Linked DNA regions of Homo sapiens: region 1 is linked to region 2. The links are chromatin contacts, found by Hi-C or POLR2A ChIA-PET in ENCODE. All regions are on one chromosome and are shown on one strand. Each heading gives the region's core, a stretch centred on a gene start or an enhancer-like site at or near the end of the contact. The rest is flanking DNA. Distances are from core to core; before and after follow the strand shown.

Region 1 (7,171 bases), core at 355-2,854, 270 kb before region 2:
TACATTAGCTAAAATTCACACTGTATTTACATTTCTGTAATTTTTACCTACTGTCCTTTTTTGTCCAGGATTTGATCTAGGATCCCACATTACATTTACTTGTTATGCCTGCTTAGGCTCCTTGTGGCTGTGACAGTTTCTCAAATGGATATGTATATGACATACACATATACATTCATGTGTCCTTGTTTTTCACAGTTCTGAGCAGAACTGGTTGGGTATTTCATAGAATGTCCCTCAGCTGAGATTTGTCTGATGTTTTTCTCATAATTAGATTGGGGTGACCTGTTTTTAGGGGGAGGAAGGAAGAACAAGTGGTAAAGTGTCATTTGCATCACATCCTATCAAGAAGAACACACTATCCACATGACCTATCGCCATTGATGTTGACCTTGATCCCCTGGCAGAGGTAGTGTTTGTCAGGTTTCTCCACTGTAAAATTATTTTATTTCACCTTTCAATAGTGTACTCTTTGGAAGGAAGTCACTATGTACACCCCATAATTAAGGAGTGGGGTATTATTCTTTCCCTCCTTTTCAAGGGCAGAGTATCTACATAAATTATTTGGAATCGTGGTGCAAGGGAGATTTCTCCTCTCCCATTTATTTACATATTTAGTCATTCATTTATATCAGTCTGGAGTCTTGGATATTTATTTTATACTTTGAGTTATAATCCAGTACTATTTTACTTATTTTTTTTTTTTTTTGCTTAAAAATTTTCAGCGTTGACCATTGGGAGCTCTTTGATTTGACTCCTGTGTCCTTTTGGCATACTCTCAACATTTTTTAACACTCCTTTACTTTCCGGTACTACAATATGATTCAGGGTCCTCCTGTATATTTTCTGTTTCAATTTGAGCCATCCATTTCTCTGAGGAGCCCCGGTTTCTGTTATGAGAATGGCATTAGAACTGGATGCTAGGGGTGTTCTTTGCTCCTAGGCCTTCTCAGCTGACAGAGTAAGGGAAGATATGTGTGTACACTAGCCTGTGTACACACACATGTATATATATACGTGCATGTCATATACAAGTATGTATGATGTATGTGCCTATGTATATATGTATGTGTGATATATAAACATATTTCTGGATGTAATTATCTGTGTCTATATTAAACTAAACATGAGTTCATAGTGATGTAAGGAGATATTTTAATCTCTATAGTAACCACTAGAAGAATAAAAAAAGAATGTATTAATAAAACTAACAAGGTAATAGAGGAAAAAAATAGAATAATAAAAGTAATTAGTCCTGAAGAAGGCAAGGACAGAGAAATAAAGGAACAAAAACCAGATGAGACAAATAGAAAACAAAGAGCAAGACGATAGATTTAAATGTGAAGAAAAATAAACAGTAACAGTATCGGAAAAAGTTTAGGGGAACATTCACCAGGCCAAATCCACTCTCCACGCTTCCTCCCCCTTCGCTTTCCTAGGAGAGCCCCCTCATGGTCTATGCCAGTGGAGTCCTTGCCTTCTGGCTTTGTGTTGGGTTCAGCCAATGCAGATACCCAGCCACAGAGCTCCCTTACACGTCCTGAGCTGGCTGTGTCCTTTGACCACAAGTCACTACTGCTCTCCACATGGCTCACTCTGCAGGAATTTCCTTCTGGATTCCAGAAACCATTCCCTGTCTTCATCCCTTCAGGCCTAGGGATGTCAGTAATTCTGCTGTTATTAGTTCTGGATGATTACATTATCCTTTGTGAGTCCCTGATACCCTGTCCAAACCTTCATAAATGGCCCCTTCATAAAAGCCTCCTTGAATTATACTAATTTCAGTGTGCCATCTGTTTCCTATTTGAACTCAGACTGACATAGCCATTGTGAAATCAGAAAATAGTTCCTCAAAATGGGATTCTGGAATTCCGTTGCTCATGTATTTGAGGAACACAGCGATAACCTTGCTGGGGAAGAATGAGGAAGTGAGTAATCCATGGCATGTGGTGACATCATCATTACCCACATTATCAATGGTGGGAGCATGGGAGGGAATGCAGGTGATGGGCAAGGCATTAAGAGATCAAGTAGCGCCGGCACTTAATTGCTATGGCAACAACAGTGATTAAAAAATAGTAGAAACAACTGGATTCTTTTTACTATCCTAAGAAATTTATATAGGGAAAAAGAGAAAATCAAGGCTATGGAAATACAATTAAAAAGACGCATGGAAAACCAGAATGCCTCCATGGTGGCCCTGAGGGGTTCCTTATTTCCGGTAATTGAAGGGTAAATATGGCTAAGAACTAAGTCTATGGTCTGACTGTTAAAGTTGTAGATTTGCAGCAGCAATTAAATGCATAACGCGGCCAAGTCTTTTATGCCAAGGCAAGGTTCTCGGGGAGGACTCTCAGATACAGGAAGGGGATACAGGATGCCTGAAAGGCAGGCCTGATTGGGCTGAGACTTTTGAACCTCTGTTCTCCTCTAAACCTTTTATTCTGGCTGAAGGAGCTATCTCTCCTCTGCATAAAAGCCTTACAATCATTGTTCCCAGGGCAGTTGCCCCATATGCTAATGCTAACTCTCCTCAGGTCCCCTCCCTTACCTCTTATTACCTTCAGGCCCATAACAAAGTAGAAGGCCTGCTCCAGAAAAAGCTAGCTGTACTCTTAAAGACGTGCAAAACCCCGCCTAGGTGGACAGTCAGGGTAGTCAAGGGAAAGGTCAGGGAGTGGATTGGGAGGATGGTAGACAGCCACTTCTCTAGGTGTGGTCCCTGGACCAACAGCATCAGCATCATCTGAGAACTTGTTAGAAACGCAAATTCTTGGGCCTAACCTCAGATCTATAGAATCAGAAACTGTAGGGGTGAGACCCAGAAATCTGTGTTTTAATAAGGCTTCCAGGTGATTCTGATTTGCACTAAAATTTGAGACCCCCCCACTCCCTGACTTAATAGATCCATTAGATCCTCATGTTCCTGAGTCTTCAGACACCTTCCTCTACAGCATTACTACTCAGAGCTGTTGTCCCAGATCAGAGGCACTGGCATCACCTGCATCAGAAAATGCAGAACCTTCGACCCCACCCTAGACTTATCAAACCAGACTCTGCATTTAAAAAGATCCTCAGGTGCCGTGCGTGCTCATTAAAGTCGGAGAGGCCGTGTTCCACAGCGGTGGCTCTCGAACTTTGGCATGGATGAGAATCACCGCACTGTGAGCACCAATGTGCTGTGCAAACCTGCTCACTTCTCCCTCACCACGGCCCCTGAGAAGGTCTGAAGGACACTTCCCTCACTAAGGTATTTGGAAGTCCTTGAAGAGCTCTGTGGTGACTGTCATCTATAGGCTGGAGATGACAGTTGGGGACAATGCAAAGGAATTGGGTTTCTTGATCTTAAAGAGAATAATGGGACCCCACAGTAGATGAGGCAAGGTGGCCATGCTTGCTGGTCAGACAGGAGGTAGCGCCCCGCAAGCCACAGAGACAGAGTGGCCATCAGAGTGCTGTAATCTGTAGTGAATTGTGGCGCAGTTCTCTAGAAATGAAATACTTGGGCAGCCTGTGAAGGTGCTGCCTGACAAATACAGGTGAAAAATTCTAGGTTTCTGGGTAGAAACTGGAGGAAGATTCGTGGCCTTTTACCCAATTCCTAGACCTAAGTCAGTTCATAAACTCGGATACCCACAACTGAGGAGGGACCCTGCAATGTGGTCACGGATGTATATTGTGTGTCTTCTCCAAAGCCTTCCTCAGAATGGCCTGCAGCCATTTACCAGGGCAGCTATACACTAGGGAGAAGGAAATATACTAGATACTCCCAAGGTTAATAAATATTGACCCTGAACTCACTCTGATCCCCAGAACCCTGAAGTGCCACCATCATCCACCAGTGAAATTTGGAACTTATGAAAATCAGGTGATGTATGGAATCCTAGCCCATACATCCTAGTCTGTCTAACACAGTGTCCACAGGATCAGGTATTCATCCTGTGTTTTTCCCTGACTCCTAGAATGTGTAGAGAAAAGAGAGATATGTAATAACTGGCAGAATGATTATATTGGTCCTTTGACCCATGAAATTAAGACTTTTGTAGTGAAAAGGAGGGCAAAGTGGAAGCTCTTGTTGATGGAGATCCCTCCAGCACTCACTTCCACGCCCACCATACCAAGAAAGTAAAAAATACTTCAACCTGGGGGAAACTACAGTGATTAATGCTACCACCAGCAACTTGAGATATGCATAGGTGGCAATTCCCAGTACATCCCCATTTAACTTACTTATCTGGCTAGTGCAAAAGCCAGATGGGGCATGGAGAAAGAGATCTTTGTACATTTATTCACATAGTGATGTCAGTCACAGCTACAGCACTAAATGTGAAATACTTACTGTGGCAATTCAACACAGCCCATGATATCTGGCATTCAGCTTCTGACCTAGAAAACATTTTTTCCCCCAGGAAAATCCGAAGCAGTTTGCATTTACATAGCAGGGCAAATAGTATACCTCTACTATCTTACACCAGGACAATATCAAGTTTCCTTTTCTCTGTCATAATATAGTGTGATGGGAACTTGATCATCTTGATACCCTACAGGATGTCATTCTGGTCCATGACATTGATGGAATTATGTTAACTGGACCTGGTGAGTAGGAAGCATCAACACTCTAGATGCCTTTGTAAGACATATGTGTGCCTAAGGCCAAGAGGCATATTATGTAAGTGAAGTTTCTAGAGGGTCATTGGCGTGGGTAATCCTTCTCTAAAGTGAGAGACAAGTTGCTTGCCCTTGAATTTCACAACACAATGATGGAGACACACTTTGTTTGGGGGAAGCCTACCTTGGACTCCTCCATCTTGAAAGGAATAGAATTTTGCTTTCATGCCGTAAACATGTCTTCTGGGTACACATTTGTCTTCTCTGCCTGAAGTGCTTCTTCCAGCATCACTTGTAGACTTACGGAATGCCTTATTCTTCACCACAGTATCAAATACAACATCATCTCTGATAAGGGGGCCCATTTTATAGCATAGGAAGTATGGCAGTGGGCTCCTGCCCATAAAATTCTCTGGTGTTATGATGTGGCTTATCAATTTGATGGCAGTGGCAGCTCGTCTGGAGTGGCTGCTGCCACATGCCAGCTGTAGCAGGGAGGTGCGGCCACGGCTGCACACTCCACAGAGCCAGCAGGAGCTGGGGACAAGTGGGAGCCCTGCCCCTTCTGCATTGGTGGGGAAGGAGCTCCCTGGGTGGTGCAGCTGCAGCTGCCCAAGTCGTGGCTGCGGACTTGGGCCTTTCACTCCACAGAGCAGGCAGAAGCCCCACCCTTTCAGGTACAGCTACAACCACCCAAGTCATGGCTGTGGACCCAGGCATCTCTGTGCTCTTGGGGGGTCCAGGAGCAGGCAGGAATCCCACCTATCTGGGTGTAGCTGCAACCGCCCAAGCTATAGCTGTGGACCCAGACAACTGGGCACTCTCAGGGGCCTGGGAGAGTCCCCCTTCCTCCTGCAGGCTCAGAGGTGTCTGCTCCCACTGCCTGGCCTCTTCCCACTCCCTTGTCTGCTCCAATCTCAGAGCAAGGTTGGGGCCAAGCCTGGGTGCTGTCACAGCCTGGCTGGGTGTGAGAACACTTGGGGCAGTGCCAACACGCCAGCCCCCTGCCACCTTGGCCCCCTCCAGACTTTGGGCACTAATAAGCATAGGAGGGAAGCCAAGGGGAAGTTGAGGGAATCTTGGCACAGGCCTGCAGGTGTTCCTTGGCACAAACAGCCTGGGCACCATCAACAGCAGCAGGAGGCAGACAAGCTCCCGCACAGAAGGGATCCTGCACAGTAGGGAACGGGTCTGTGGTGAGGCCCGACCTTCAGGCCAGGGAGGGCCTGAAAGCTAGGGGTGGGACTGCCAGTCTGAACTTGTGGTGCCTTTTCTGGGCCCACCCATGGCCACCCATGGACCAATCAGTACACACTTTGTCCTTCTGAGGCCCATTAAAGCCCCAGGCTCAGCCAGAGCTGAGCAGATGTCCCAATGACCAGCTGCAGAGAGGAGCTTCCCACTCCAGGGCCTCCTCTGAGCTATTGTGTCACTCCACACAGCTCCTCTTTGCCTTGCTCATCCTGCACTTGTCCATGTACCTCATTCTTCCTGGACGCAGGACAAGAACTTGGGACCTGCTGAATGGTGGGGCTGAAAGAGCTGTAACACAAACAGGGCTGAAACACACCCCTTGCTCACCACATTGCAGGAGAAGAAGAAAGAAGAGCTGTGGCCCTTTGGGGAGCCCAGACCTGGGAGCTCCCCGAGCCAGGGCTGTGACTCCCTCTTTGAGGCCCTGAAGTTCCTGAAGTCTCCAAGCTTCCGGGTGCCACCATGTTCCCTGGTGCCAGCCATAGAAGCTGCTTGCAGTACACCTGGTCTAGCTGCAGCCTTGCAGAGAGCCAGCACCTGTGCTGACACCTGGAGCTGCCCACCCCACTGCAGTAGCCAGCACGCTTGCCTGTAAGCAGTGGCCAGACCCCATGCTTGCTCACTCACATACCCCTTACTGCTCCACACCTGGCTTGCCCTTGGCAGGCATGGCATCCAGGTCAGTGGCATGAGCCGAGTACAGCCTGCCAGGTTGAGTGGGAGGAATGAGCCCAGTGGGCCCAAGCAAAACTTGGGCAAAGACACTACTCGCCACAGAGGTTTCCAGCCAGAAAGGCAACACCCCAAGGATCCTGCAACAACTTGGAAGCAAGTAGCTTGAGAGAATGGTGAAACAGATTACTAAAGGCTCATTACAGTGCCCTCTGGAAGGCAACACCCTCCAATGTGGGGGTGCTCTCTCATAGGGTACAGTGTATGCTTTCAATCAGAAGTCAACATATGGTGCCCATAGCCAGGCTGCATAGGTGTAAGAACAAAGGGATAGTGGTGGGAGTGGTCCCTCTCACTATCATACCTAATAATCCACTTAAAGGCTTAAAGAGTATCCTTGCAATCTTAGGCTCCATGGATCTGAAGGTCCTAGTGTTCAAAGTGGTAATTCTTCTACCAGGAAAAATGACCATTGTTCCAGTGAACAGACAAATAAGAAGACTTCTTTCTTCACTGGGGCAATTGGTCCTGATTCTCAGGGGATAATTGTGTTGCTGGTATATGTTTAGGGCACCTCTTAGTCCTCTCTCGCTCTAAAGTCCTGGTCAGTGGAAAACTGTGACAACCCAATAACGTC
Region 2 (6,841 bases), core at 979-3,478:
ATGGTTTTCTCCTATACGTACATAACTATGATATGGTTTAATTTATAAATTAGGTCCAGTAAGAGATAAATAATACCTAATAATAAAATAGAACGGTTATAAGAATACTGTATAAAAGCTGTGTGAATGTGATTTCTCTCTCTCAAAATATCTTACTCACAGTATGGTACTCACCTGTTTTTGGACCTTGGTTGACCACAGGTAACTGAAACTGTGGGTAAGGTGGGACTACTGTACTATCAGAGCGCCCCTTCATTCCCTCACTCATTCATGCACTCATTCACCCACCCACCTACACACATATTTTTTTTTTCTTTTATTATTATTATTGTTATACTTTAAGTTCTAGGGTACATGTGCACAACGTGCAGGTTTGTTACATATGTATACATGTGCCATGTTGGTGTGCTGCACCCATTAACTCGTCATTTACATTAGATATATCTCCTAATGCTATCCCTCCCTGTTCCCCCCATCCCACGACAGGCCCCGTTGTGTGGTGTTCCCCACCCTGTGTCCAAGTGCTCTCATTGTTCAATGCCCACCTATGAGTGAGAATATGCGGTGTTTCGTTTTCTGTCCTTGCGATAGTTTGCTGAGAATGATGGTTTCCAGCTTCATCCACGTCCCTACAAAGGACATGAACTCATCCTTTTTTATGGCTGCATAGTATTCCATGGTGTATATGCGCCACATTTTCTTAATCCAGTCTATCATTGATTTGGGTTGGTTCCAAGTCTTTGCTATTGTGAATAGTGCCACAATAAACATACGTGTGCATGTGTCTTTATAGCAGCATAATTTATAATCCTTTGGGTATATACTCAGTAATGGGATGGCTGGGTCAAATGGTATTTCTAGTTCTAGATCCTTGAGGAATCACCACACTGTCTTCCACAATGGTTGAACTAGTTTACAGTCCCACCAACAGTGTAAAATTATTCCTATTTCTCCACATCCTCTCCAGCACCTGTTGTTTCCTGACTTTTTAATGATTGCCATTCTAACTGGTGTGAGATGGTACCTCACTGTGGTTTTGATTTGCATTTCTCTGATGGCCAGTGATGATGAGCATTTTTTCATGCCTACACACACATTTATTGAATGCTGTGCACCACACAATGTGCCAGCTAGTAGGGCTGCCAAGAGGAGCAAAAGATGGCCCTGCCCTAAAGGGGCTTTATTCTGGCACAGCACTGATAGCTGCCATTGAATTAGGACCAGGCTACTCGGGGGTACACAGGAGAGTCACCATACTGTCAGCTGTGTTCCAGCCACGGGAGATCTGCCTTGGGCTAGCTTGCTGCCGTGGTATCTACGCACTTTCCCAGGCACCAGTCACAGGAAAAGTGGGAGGAACCAGCTGGAGGAGCGCACAGCCCATGTTTGTATGATGCATCCTTGCTGAGCTCCTCTCTTTTCCCTTCACTATTTGGAGCCCAATGTAACTGTACGGTTTCAGAGTTTGGGGATTTCAAAAGAATACAGTGGCAAGCCTAGGTGAGAGCAGCTCACTGCACAGTCATGCATCGCTTGATATGGGATACATGGTTAGGCTATTTTGTCACGCAAACATCACGGAGTGTATTTACACAAACCTAGCTGCGACAGCCTACTATACACCTAGGCTATGTGGTAGAGCCTACTGCTCCGAGGCTACAAACCTGAACAGCATGTGACTATGCTGAATACTGTAGGCAACTGTGACGCAATGGAAAATATCTGTGTATCTAAACAGAAAAGGTACAGTGAACATTTGGCATTATAATCTTATGGCATTACAATCTTACAGTCCATGTGGTCCATCATTGGTGTTACTCAGTGCATACCGTAGTTAGGTTTTTACCCCAGGAATGTAAGTGCAGACCAAGGGTAAGAGTACAGTTTAGAGATGACATGACCTCCATGCCTGGAAGGTGGGAGAGAAGTTACAGACAGCAAGTAAAAGGGAAATGAAAAAGAGCCCCGCAATTTACAATTTCACCCAGTCAGGAAGGAAACTAGGCAGGAAATTCAGGAAGTGACGATAACTGAGCTAATCTAAAAGGAATGAGGAGCCTGATGTTATCTTGGGAAGAAGGGGCCCTGTATGCAGAGGCCCTCATTCCGTGCATACTTTGTGCTGTAAGCACGGGAAGCTGTCCCTGCAGATCCGTGCACCAGCCCAGAGGCGGGGCAGGGGCAGACTCACCAAGGAATCTGCAATCTCCTTGAGGGTGTGGTCTGATCCAACAGCAAAGATAATTTTGGCATCGGGGGAGACAGTAACACAGTTGTAGCTGCAAGACTTGAGCACGCATTCTGTCTCTCTCTTTCCTGTGGACAGATTCCATTCATACACAGCACCATCTGTGCCACCAGAAATCAGTTTGCTATCATCTGCATTCCACACAATTGAGCGAATCTGCAGGAGAGGAAGACATATCCAGTGAAGAGTGTACACACACTTACACCCTAACACAGAAAAGGGTGCAAACTCCTTAGGTGCTCCACTAGACTGAGCAGAACGTCCTTTCCTGCTGTAGGCCCTTCTGTTAGCACAAAACATAGCTTCTTGTGAACGTTCACATTCTGTTTTCTATGACGCTTGCAAATTACTGAAGATGAAACACTCTCATTTCTTTTTCACTTTATGAACGTAAAGACTGAATCCTACAGGTTTCTTAAGGCTAGAACCAACCAATTATTGCTGTTTTTTCAAAACATTTTTGAAATAATTATGTATTCACAGAAACTTGCAAAAATAGCACAGAGAGAGTGGACTTCTGGAATGGCACGGTAAGAACCTCAACTTGACCTTCTCTCTGACAATGTAGGTTAACTGGTAAATATGATAAAAAATAATCATTTAAAGTCTTTAGAAGGCTGGGTGCAGTGGATCACATCTGTAGTCCCAACACTTTGGGAGGCTGAGGTGGAAGGATCACTTGAGCCCAGCAGTTTGAGAATAGCCTGGGTAACATAGTGAAACCCTGTCTTTATAAAAATAAAAATAATAAGCTGGGCATGGTGGCATGTGCCTGAGGCAGGAAGATGGTTTGAACTGGGGAGGCTGAGGCTGCAGTGAGCTATGAGTGTACCTCTGCCCTCTGGCCTCAGTGACAGAGTGAGACCCTGTCTAAAATAAAATAAATAAAATGTCTCTGGAAATTGTCCTCAGGGAATACAGCAAATGGAAAAACATTTATTCAAGAAAATCTACTCAATCCCAGTAAGAACAGAGTCTGCTGCATTTAAGCCATGACTCGCTCTGTTACGGCCTCAGCTCCAGAAACTTCACTGCTGTGCACTCTGGGCAGATGTGGCCAAGATAAGCGACTCCCTCTCCCCATAGCTCCTGATCTTGGGCTATGGTTTCGGTCTGGAAAGGGAAACTGCTGGGATTTCTTATTCTTACCCCAGCCCCATGTTGCAGAAGCTCTATTCCAAGCAGGTGTGGCCAAGAGGGCTCAGACTCTCTTCCCCTCGGCCCATTGTCACTTGTTGGAAGAAACTCCACTCTAAGCTCAGCATACTGAGAATAACTGTGCCCTAATGATTCCTGACCCAGTTTGCTTATAGAGTGAAAGTTCCAAGCCATGAAGGGCAAGCCAAAAAGACCAGGGGCTTACATACGTGCACACACACATACACACGCATGTGCACACACACGCACACACCTCAAGTGTCACTCACAGAAGTGAGGATGTTACTCCTGGAAAAGCAGGTCCCCGCCCCAGCTCTGGTGCAGTGGAGCAAAGGTTCTGTCTGTGGGAAAGTCAGGTGCTAAGACAGGGAGCTCTACAGCTCTGCTTGAGGGGGCTGACTTTATTTGGAATAGAACATGGAAAAGTCCATGCCTATGGGCATTGTCTAAAACAGTGGAGATCTTGGTGGAAAGTGATTAAGAGGAGGCTGATAACTCCAGGATGTAAGCAAAATGATATAGAGGAGTGGAATTTTGATAGAACAAGGGAAAGGGACAGAGAAGAAGAGTCCTTCAGGGATAACAGACAACTCTAGAGGCTGGAAGGTCTTGTGTATGTGTTAGACTGTACTGATTCAGGTGCAGTCAGAGTGGGATATGAGGAAAACTTGAAAGCATCTCCTAAGCTACACAAAGACCCGTTAACATAGGGCAGAGTCTCACTGGCACAACGGGCCTACCAAACACAACAGTCTACCAAATGCGGAACATTAAGCTCTCCCGACCCAGGGGCATCTCCTAGGAAGCCAGGCTTAAAAATGAAATCATATTCATCCCTCGCAGCCTGGAAGACTCTGTGCATGCCCAAGGCTGTACCCTCTTATGAACAATCAGAAAGGGGTCATCCAAACTACCAGTCTCTGGCTGAACATGATGCAAAAGCCATCACTCTCTGAACTGTGATAGCATTTTCCAAGCCACACATAAATCTGGTAGTAAAAGGTAAAAACCTAATTGTCTAAGGGGGTTTATGCACCATCTGTAACTAATAAGCAGCTTAGGCAACTCATGGGCAACCCTAGGTAGCCAGGCTAAAAGAAAAGATGAAAAATAGATCTGAGTAGTGATATGAGACACTGCTCACTACAGGGGAAACAGACTTTACAGAATTAGCTCAGCCAAGTCACGAAACAGATAATCAGCCAACCAACCAACAACAATGCCCTGGGGGGACACATATTCAGAACTGCTACAATATATTGTCTAAAATATTCAGCCAACAAAAAATTGAAACATAAACAAACAAACAAACAAACAAAAAGAGTGTAACCAATAAGAAAAAGAAAGAAAGAAAGCATTCAGGCAATAGAAATTGCCTTTGAAGGGGCCCAGATGGTAGATTTTGCGGACAAAGACTTCAAAGTAGCTAATACAAATAAGTTCAATTAACTAAAGGAAACTACGCTTAAATAATTAAAGGAAGGTAGGATGACAAGCCTCATCAAATAAAGAATATAATAAGAAAACAGAAATTAGTTCAAAAATCAAATGGAAATTCTGGAGTTGAAAAGTACAATAACCAAAACGAAAAATTCACTGGAAGGCTCAACAGTAGATTTGAGCTGGCAAACTTGAAATAGCTCAATAGAGATTGTGCAATTGGAAGAACAGAGAGAAACACTAATCAAGAAAAATTAACATTAACAGAGTTTCAGAGAAATGTGGGCATCCATTAAATGCACCCACGTATGGTACTGTAATGAGAGCACTAGGAGAAGAGAGAAAAACAACAAATATTCAAATAAATAATGCTGAAAAATCTCAAATTTGTTGAAAAACATTAACCTACACATCCAAGAAGTACAATAAACTCCAAGTAGGATAAATGCAAAGAAATCTAGATCCAGACACATCAAAAACAAAATGTTGAAAGCCAAAGATAAGAAAATCTTGAAAGCTGGCCGGCCACGGTGGCTCACACCTGTAATCCCAGCACTTTGGGAGGCCAAGGCAGGTGGATCATGAGGTGAAGAGATCGAGACCATCCTGGCCAAAATGGTGAAACCCTGTCTCTACTAAAAATACAAAAATTAGCTGGGCATGGTGGCGCACACCTGTAATCTCAGCTACTCAGGAGGCTGAGGCAGGAGAATCGTTTGAACCCAGGAGGCAGAGGTTGCAGTGAGCCGAGATGGTGCCACTGCACTCCAGCCTGGTGACACAGCAAGACTCCGTCTAAAATATATATATAAATATATATTTCTATCTGTGCTCATGAAAAAGACTAGCTTATTTTTTTTTCTTGTGGTGTCTTTGACAGATTTTGGTATCACAATTATTTTGGCCTCATAGAACATAACTGGAAAGTATTCCTTCTTTTTCCAATTCTCTAGAAGAGTTTTTTTCAAGATTAGTGATAGTGTTATTTTTTTTTCCTTAAATGTTGATAAAATTCCCCAGTGATAAGATCTGGGCCTAGAGTTTTCTTTGTAGAAAGGTTTTAAGTTACAGATTCTTCTTGTTTTGTTTTGTTTTGTTTTGTTTTGAGGCAGAGTCTCACTCTGCTGCCCAGGCTAGACTGCACTGGCATGATCTCGGCTCACTGCAACCTCCATCCCCCAGGTTCATGCCATTCTCCTGCCTCAGCCTCCCGAGTAGCTGGGACTACAGGTGCCCACCACCATGCTCGGCTAATATTTTGTATTTTTAGTAGAGACGGAGTTTCACCGTGTTATCCAGGATGATCTCCATCTCCTGACCTCGTGATCCGCCCACCTCAGCCTCCCAAAGTGCTGGGATTACAGGTGTGAGCCACTGCGCCCAGCCTACAGATTCAATTTTTATAGGAATTTGTCAGTTTCATCTATATATTAAAATTTATTTGCATAAAGTTCATAATATCCTTTCAATTTTTTTTTCATTTTGTTTTTTTTTTGAGGTAGGGTCTCACTCTGTTACCCAAGGTAGAGTGCAGTGGCATAATCTCGGCTCACTGCAACCTCCGCCTCCGAGGTTCAAGCGATCCTCCTGTCTCAGCCTCCTGAGTAGCTGGGATTACAGGTGTGTGCCACCACACCCGGCTGATTTTTGTAGTTTTAGTAGAGATGAAGTTTCACCATGTTGGCCAGGCTGGTCTCGAACTCCCGATCTCAAGGGATCCGCCTGCCTCAGCCTCCCGAAGTACTGAGATTACAGGCGTGAGTGACTGCGCCCGGACCCCTTTCAGATCTTTTTAATGTCTATAGGACCTTTAGTGATATCCCCTTTTTAATCCTCATATTGGTTGTTGGTATCTCCACACTCTTAATTTTTTCTTCATCAGTCATGCCAAGGGTTTGTCTATTTCGTGTTTTCAAAGAATCAAATTTTGGCTTTGATGATCTTTTGTCTGTTTTCTATTTTATTAACTTCTGCTCTTATCTTTATTTCCTGCCT

Evidence for each region. Hi-C counts contacts between places; a loop is a spot of excess contacts on that map. ChIA-PET counts read pairs that join two places held with the same protein, here RNA polymerase II (POLR2A). Pooled maps may share reads with other maps.
Region 1: a loop to region 2 is called in a map of endothelial cell of umbilical vein, with 15 times the contacts of the local background. The contact joins two enhancer-like sites. A Hi-C loop is called at or near these places in 1 of 168 maps with a recorded cell type or tissue (endothelial cell of umbilical vein) and 3 of 50 pooled maps. POLR2A ChIA-PET finds 5 or more read pairs at or near these places in 2 of 52 experiments (H1 and WTC11).

Annotation. Positions count from the first base shown.
Region 1 is chr1:43,467,409-43,474,579 of GRCh38, reverse strand. No RefSeq gene overlaps it. Among named protein-coding and RNA genes, the nearest start is that of HYI, 17 kb to the right of the region's middle. RefSeq lists an enhancer at 1,567-2,766. Within about 2 kb of position 1,604, at least 8 of the 41 ENCODE cell types and tissues checked have a DNase peak (open chromatin) inside an H3K27ac peak, as active enhancers do; they include endothelial cell of umbilical vein, where a contact is called at or near this core.
Region 2 is chr1:43,202,283-43,209,123 of GRCh38, reverse strand. CFAP57 (cilia and flagella associated protein 57) reads right to left here. Exons shown (of 23, transcript NM_001378189.1): 10 at 2,192-2,404. It overlaps LOC105378685 (a long non-coding RNA gene), which reads left to right. Exons shown (of 5, transcript XR_007066041.1): 4 at 2,732-2,778. Among named protein-coding and RNA genes, the nearest start is that of CFAP57, 33 kb to the right of the region's middle. RefSeq lists an enhancer at 1,732-2,931. Within about 2 kb of position 2,228, at least 14 of the 41 ENCODE cell types and tissues checked have a DNase peak (open chromatin) inside an H3K27ac peak, as active enhancers do; they include endothelial cell of umbilical vein, where a contact is called at or near this core.